Linked DNA regions of Homo sapiens: region 2 is linked to region 1. The links are chromatin contacts, found by Hi-C or POLR2A ChIA-PET in ENCODE. All regions are on one chromosome and are shown on one strand. The core of a region is the stretch at or near the end of the contact, and the rest is flanking DNA. Distances in the headings are between cores, read along the strand shown. Region 1 overlaps VOPP1 (VOPP1 WW domain binding protein). Region 2 overlaps EGFR (epidermal growth factor receptor).

Region 1 (3,173 bases), core at 201-2,700:
GAGAAAACAGGAAGGTAAGCCAGGGATCCCCCGGGGTATCCCCGAGTCCGGAGGGGCAGAGGGCGGAGCCTCTGAGGACCAGGCGGTCAGCCACTGCTCTTCTCAAATTAGTCATTGGGGTCTGCTGGGAGGAGGGGAAGACACAGGCAGCATAAACCTGGCAGATCTTCCTGGAGCCCCCATTTTACTTGACATGTTTAGGGGTTGGGGGTTAAAGGCAACCTTTTAATTGATAATTGAAAACATTATGTGTGAAATTTAATGCAAATATATAATGGAGTAGAATACAACATGTGTAAACGAAATAGAATGCAAGGGCGTGAACTTCTAAGGTAAAGCTTGGGATGTCAGACAAATTTTGCATCCCACTGAGTGTCATTTAAGACCACATCTCCATTCACCTGCCTCCCATTCCCAGAATCTGCGGTCACGGTCTTAGGTGGCTGTCGGGGTATTTTGGTGGAAATTTTTAGAAAGCCCTTGGAGGGGAATCAAACAGGTGACTGAAACTGCTGGTGTGCTTTTAAGAGAAGTTGGAAGAAGAGACATTCTCTGTGCACAGGGTAGTAAATGCACATGCCTGCAGGCTCAGGGCACAGCCTGCCCAGCCACATCTACTAGGGAGTGATGGGAAGTGTGGTAAAATGGAAAAGATCTTGCTGTGTGAAAGATATGGCGGGGAAGAGGGAACCAGGCACCACTCAGGTCTAGCTGATGGTTAATGAGTCTTTGGATTTTTCAGGAAAAATTGAATATCTAGATTTTGTGTAAAGTTTCTTTATCTCAAAGCTATCATGGGCCAAACAAAACATGTCTATTGGTAGCTAGTAGGAGACGATCATTCCCAACTCAACTGGTTTGTTAGTCAAGTAAAGGGTTGCATGATGGGCATACTTAGTTCCGTGCTCCAGAGCTCTCTGTAAAGGTGTATTCCTGTTGTTTCTCAAGTTTACATGAGGTTCTGTAACTCCCAAAAAGTTGGCAAGGTTTATTGGTATGCAGAGGCTTACGTTTAAATTAAAGATTCCTGTACTTACATGTCACTGTTAATTAGCCCAAATTTCACTCCCAGCCTTGGTGTGCGTATGGCATCAACCTTAGAAAGCCTTGGAGCCCACCTTGCCTGCCACTCTTCCTATTCATTTCTACATGAATGCATGTAGCCCCAGGGGGAAGGTAGCCTCAGTCCTGTTGGGGTCCTGTTATCTGTGGAACCCCTGGAGCCCCTTTGTCCCCCGTCCCCAGCCTCAGAGGTGGGACAGGGTTGGATCTGGATGTTAGCTGGCATTAGGTGAGAACAGTGGAATCAAGACCCAACCCACCACTCCCTCCTACAGCTCTGTCGGCTTCTCCCAAGTCTTAACAGCTGACCTGGGGCTGCTAAAATCCAGGTCAGAGGGATTACAAATTGCATGGCCTTCTGCCAGTCTGGGCGGTTGGCAGAATGTGGGTCGAGAGAGCTGTGTTGCTGAGTCATCTCTGCTCTGACTCGCTCATCAGTGAAATGAAGGCTGTCCTTCTCCATGTTCAGGGGCACTGGGGACAAGGCCTGTAGCTCCCATTTGTGGAGGTGCTTCCTGTTGGTTTTAGGATGCAGACCTGATCCCATGGCTTAGCCTCCCAGGCTCTGCATGGCCTGAGCTCTCGGCCTGCTGGCCTCTGCTCCATCGCCCCTCCCTTTGGGCTCTGTGCTTCAAAGCTGGAGCCTTAATTCAGGGGTGGTGGTGGTCGTGGTGGTATCACTTATTTCTTGGCGGGGGAGCACAATATATTTGTATATTTTTTAAATCAACTTTTAATTTTGGAATAAGTTTAGATTTATAGAAAATTTGCAAAGCACATTTGCAGAGCAAATACAGAGTTGCTGTATAACCCAGTTTCCACTAATTTAATAACTTACATTGCCATGCTGCATTTGCCTAAAAAGGAAACCAACATTGGTATATTGCTATTAATTAAAATTGCTTTATTTGGATCTCTCCAGTTTTTCCATTAATGTCCCTTTTTCTGTTGGGAGATTCAGTTCATCATGGCGTATTGATTTAGGCTCATTTCAGTTTTGCCAAAACTTCTTGCATCCTACCACCTCACGGTCCATAGAGCATATAATTCCGCCTTTCCCTTAAGTGTTCTCTTTGTACAACTATTCTCAACTTAGTGAGCTACCTGGGAATTATATCTTCATTCATGGGTCAGATCCTGTCTACATCTCCCTCGACTGTCTTGTAACTCAGGAGATGGCACCACCTGTGCCCTCCTCATGACTGAGTCCTTGTCTTCTAGCACAGGCCAGAGCTGTGGAGTGCTTAGTGAGTATCTGTGAGCTGATTGAACAGCTGGGCTTAGTAAATCCTTCCGTTTTTTCACTTTTTCTTTTCTTTATTTTATTTTTTTTAATTGAGACAGGGTCTCATTCTGTCACCCAGACTGGAGTGCAGTGGTGCAATCACGGCTCATCGCAACCTTGACCTCTCAGGCTCAGGTGGTCCTCCCACCTCAGCTTCCTGAATAGCTGGTATTACAGGCATGTGCCACCATGCTAATTTTTGTATTTTTTTTTGTAGAGTTGGGGTCTTGCTGTGTGGCCCGGGCTGGTCTCAAACTCCTGGGCTCAAGGGATCCGCCTACCTCAGCCTCCCAGAGTGCTGGTGTGAGTCACTGCACCCAGCCAAATCATTCCTTTTTAAACACAAGAGCTGCAGCTCTCCACAAATGACAGATCTGTGAGCTTCCATGGGGCTTGCCAGACAGGGAGCCTTAGGCACAGAGCACGAGCAGGCAGTGTTCAGCTCAGTGGATCCCTCTTGAGTCCCGGTGGATGTGTAACCAGTGTGGCCCGCAAGCTGTGATTCCAACTGCAGTCACGCCTGTGTTATTTTTCTAGTCATACTGGAGTGTAGTCATACCTGTGTTTATCCTAAGGTGAATTCAGCCATGCATACTGGGCCAGAAAGAGGATGGGGAGAGCAGGCTTCTTCCCTCCTGGCTGCGCCTCTGAGTGCCTCCCTCCTGCCATGGGTCAGTTGTGTGCTGCTTTGTCTGGGGCTGGTGGGATCTTGACATCAAGACAGGCCTCCCAGGGGAGAGCAGCACGTTCTTGGACCTCACAGCACTGGGGGCTTCAGTGACTCAGTGGGATGCCCCTCCTGATGAAAGAGTTTTCTTCTCCTAGC
Region 2 (3,173 bases), core at 264-2,763, 480 kb after region 1:
CAGCTGTGCTCACGCAGGTGCAGCCCAATGGTTTTCTGAAACTGCGCCCTACCTCCCTCACCCTGACAGCAGTGCTGCAGGAGAGATGTCACTGTCCCACCAGGCAGGTGAGGAGCCGAGGATGCAGGACTGGCCTAGGTCACCTGGCCAGCCACTGCATGGTGGGGCTGAGGCATAAACCAATGGCAAGGACGCCTGCCTCCCAAGTGACCAGCTCAGCATCCAGTTCTGTAATTCCATGTCTCTGTGGATGCATGGTTTACTTTTACGTTTTGGAATATCTATATGAAATCATGGGTTTTTATGTAGCTGTATCATTGTCAAGCTTGAGAAATGCACACATCAAAGACTTTGTTCCCGTCTATCTCAGAGGAGGAGAAGCTAGGCAGCTGACCTCAGGGAGCAGCCAGAGGCTTGACCTGAGGAGCCTCTTGCTTACTTGTGAATCCACAGCACCCCTGGTGACAAAAGAGAACCTGCGTGAACCCCACCCCACCCCAGCACGGTGGAAGGAATTCAGCTGACTTTCACAATAGCAACCAAAGCTTTTGAACTGCCCTTTTTGTAACCAAGCAAACCAAACTCGACAGTGAAAAGAGATGCCTCTGTGATGTGCGAAAGATAATTCGTTACAGTGAGTTAGAAACTGATTTGCTTACAGAAATTTTGGTTTTATATTTGATTTACTTGTGTGCCGCAGGCTGACGGTAGCCCTGGCCGGAGGAATTCGAGGCTACAACCCAAGCTCCCTTGCCCTGTCGCCTCTGCTTGCACCAGCTCCCGGGGAACATTTCACACCAAATATTTCTTTGTATTTAAAAAAGGACTGTAAATGTCTGAAAATAATAGCTGGCACGACAGTGCCTCATTAGTTATCAAATGCCACACTATTATGACCACGGTATTAATTTTTTAGTTTTCACTTACTGGATTTTTTAAAAATGTAGGCTGTAGTTTTCAGAAATGTCAACTGCCAGAACACCCCCTGCTGACAGGGAAAGAGGCTTTGCAAACATGGGAGGAAAGGACGCAAGAGGGGAGTGCGGCTGTCCTGTGCAGGGGACTCTGTCACACACCACGAACGCCTCAGTCAGACACCTCCTCTGCATGGTACTTTCATCACGTAGTCACTGCGAGGAAAAACTGTGCTAGAAACAACATGCAGCTTTTTGGAAAAGTTTATCTTTGTCAGGATACATAATAGGGCCAGGCTTCAGGAGGCCTTCTCCAGGGTTCTAAAGGAAGGCAAGAGCGAAAGGAATGCAGCCGTAGAGAATAGTTTTGGAATGACAGAGGCCATATGACTCAGCTTCACTTGGCAAAAAAAAAAAAAAAAAAGCCACTTAGTCACTTACTATGTTGTCCCCTTCCCCTTGCCTTCAGCTCTGCCATGCATGTCAAAAGCATGTTAGTGAAGAGGGAAAGTAAAATGGCCACTTTTCTCTGGGGAAACACAGCCATGTCCCTAATTCCCCCAACACCTTCTGGGGACGCTTGAACTCATCGCTGGTTGAATTCACAGCCATAGCTAACATGTTTACAACATGATTCACTGTGTCATGATCTCAAGCCATTTCTTATTCCTTCTGCAACCAGAACCTTTTAATAAATACTCTTGAAAATGGGAAACTGGCTGTCAGTTTTTAGTGACTTTCCAGCTCTTGCTTTATATTTTTAATCTTAAAATAAAACTGATCTTTTTAAAGACACAAATGTGTTAGTAGCCACCCAGATACTTCTAGTGAGTAAATTACTCTTCTGGAATAACAAATTAGAGGCTTTTGAAAGTGCATTAACCCTTTAGACTCACCCTGCGCAGCTCACTTGTGCAGGGAGTTTCCACACAGCGCATGAGTCACCAGCAAAGCTTACTCCTCGTCCACCCCTCTCCTCCCTAGGGAGTAATTTCCTTAGAACATCTCAGTGTTTATGCATTAAAGGCCCAGAATGCAGCAGGAATCTCCAGTAACACTAAGAAATTCCAGAGTTGCACATCTGAGGAAGTGGGGAGGAATCTTCATCTGGCTCTCCCAGTATTAAGCGAGCAATCATCAAAAGTGTCACTTTTCAGATAACTTGAGTTGACTTCTGGAAGCTTCGAGAATGCTTTTTGAGATGCTTTTCAATACATGCCTCTAAAAAATTCACTATAGTGTGCCTTCTGATTTTATTATATTTGGTTTGTGGTATGGTGAGTGGCAGACCTCTTCCAGGAGGACGCAGTGTTGTCACCTTGACCAGGAAATGCAGGGACATGCCCATCTCTTGGGCTATTGGTATATGTGGCAGGTTATTTGCTAAAACAGAAATGATGGAGCCAGTAGGTTTGTGTCTACTTACCATTCTTTTATTCCCTGATTTTCCTTTGTTTTAGACTTTGAAATGGCAATTTCTAAAATTCAGAAGGCTAAGATCAATGAGAAAATCCATCCTTGTATTGTTAAGAAGCCTTTATCTTGTTATATAATGGTTTCACTATCTTTTCTTGGGGCTGTCATAATCCTTTGTGGAAATACAAGAGCTTCTGGTTTCTAATTAGGTTTAAACCGTATCTAAATTAAGAGTAAATGCGCACTGACTGAGAGTTTGAAGAACCAAAGAGAAAAAAGAAGTGCATAAATGTCAGTGGAATCACTTTACAATCTCTGTTTGGTTTGCATGAATGGGTGTTTGTGTGTGTATTTCAAAAGTGGGGAAAATGGACTCTGAAACAGTAAAGGATCCTTTCTGGATGTCTGGATACTAACATATTCTCCTTAACAAGGCAACACAAGCTGCTCTGAGAACAACAGCCAATTCTGGATAAGTGAAATTGCAATGAGTACTCCATTAAATTATTTTCCATGTGTGAATGGTGAAGCTTGCATAATTGGCTTCTAGTGGGGAAGAACACGACACAATTATTATGAATTAAAATTACATCTATTTGACAGTCAAACATGACCTGTGGATACTACATACAACCTATTTTTAAGCATTAATCTATAACTTTGCATATAAACTGCAGGTATTTTTTAATTAAAATTCTAGTATCAAGATCATAGTTTAAGGAAATGTATTATTTTGTATATCAAAAATAGAGGTTCTCTTAGGTTTACAAGTTTTCTTTTAGTCCATGGAAGACTTAACGTGCTTAAAAAAAATCTATTATGTTCAGGCTAATAAATCTACAA

What was found. A loop is a pair of places that touch in the nucleus more often than their neighbours do. ChIA-PET counts read pairs that join two places held with the same protein, here RNA polymerase II (POLR2A). Pooled maps may share reads with other maps.
Region 2: a pooled map shows a loop between it and region 1 (4-fold over the local background). The contact joins two enhancer-like sites. A Hi-C loop is called at or near these places in 1 of 168 maps with a recorded cell type or tissue (B cell), 27 of 37 single-sample maps with no recorded cell type and 12 of 50 pooled maps. POLR2A ChIA-PET finds 5 or more read pairs at or near these places in 2 of 52 experiments (PC-9 and activated CD4-positive, alpha-beta T cell).

The regions. Positions count from the first base shown.
Region 1 is chr7:55,545,293-55,548,465 of GRCh38, reverse strand. All of the region lies in intron 1 of VOPP1 (VOPP1 WW domain binding protein), which reads left to right. Among named protein-coding and RNA genes, the nearest start is that of VOPP1, 26 kb to the left of the region's middle. RefSeq lists enhancers at 1-36, 2,377-2,536. Within about 2 kb of position 1,450, at least 17 of the 41 ENCODE cell types and tissues checked have a DNase peak (open chromatin) inside an H3K27ac peak, as active enhancers do; they include PC-9, where a contact is called at or near this core.
Region 2 is chr7:55,063,996-55,067,168 of GRCh38, reverse strand. All of the region lies in intron 1 of EGFR (epidermal growth factor receptor), which reads right to left. Among named protein-coding and RNA genes, the nearest start is that of EGFR, 47 kb to the right of the region's middle. RefSeq lists an enhancer at 1-257. Within about 2 kb of position 1,513, at least 20 of the 41 ENCODE cell types and tissues checked have a DNase peak (open chromatin) inside an H3K27ac peak, as active enhancers do; they include PC-9, where a contact is called at or near this core.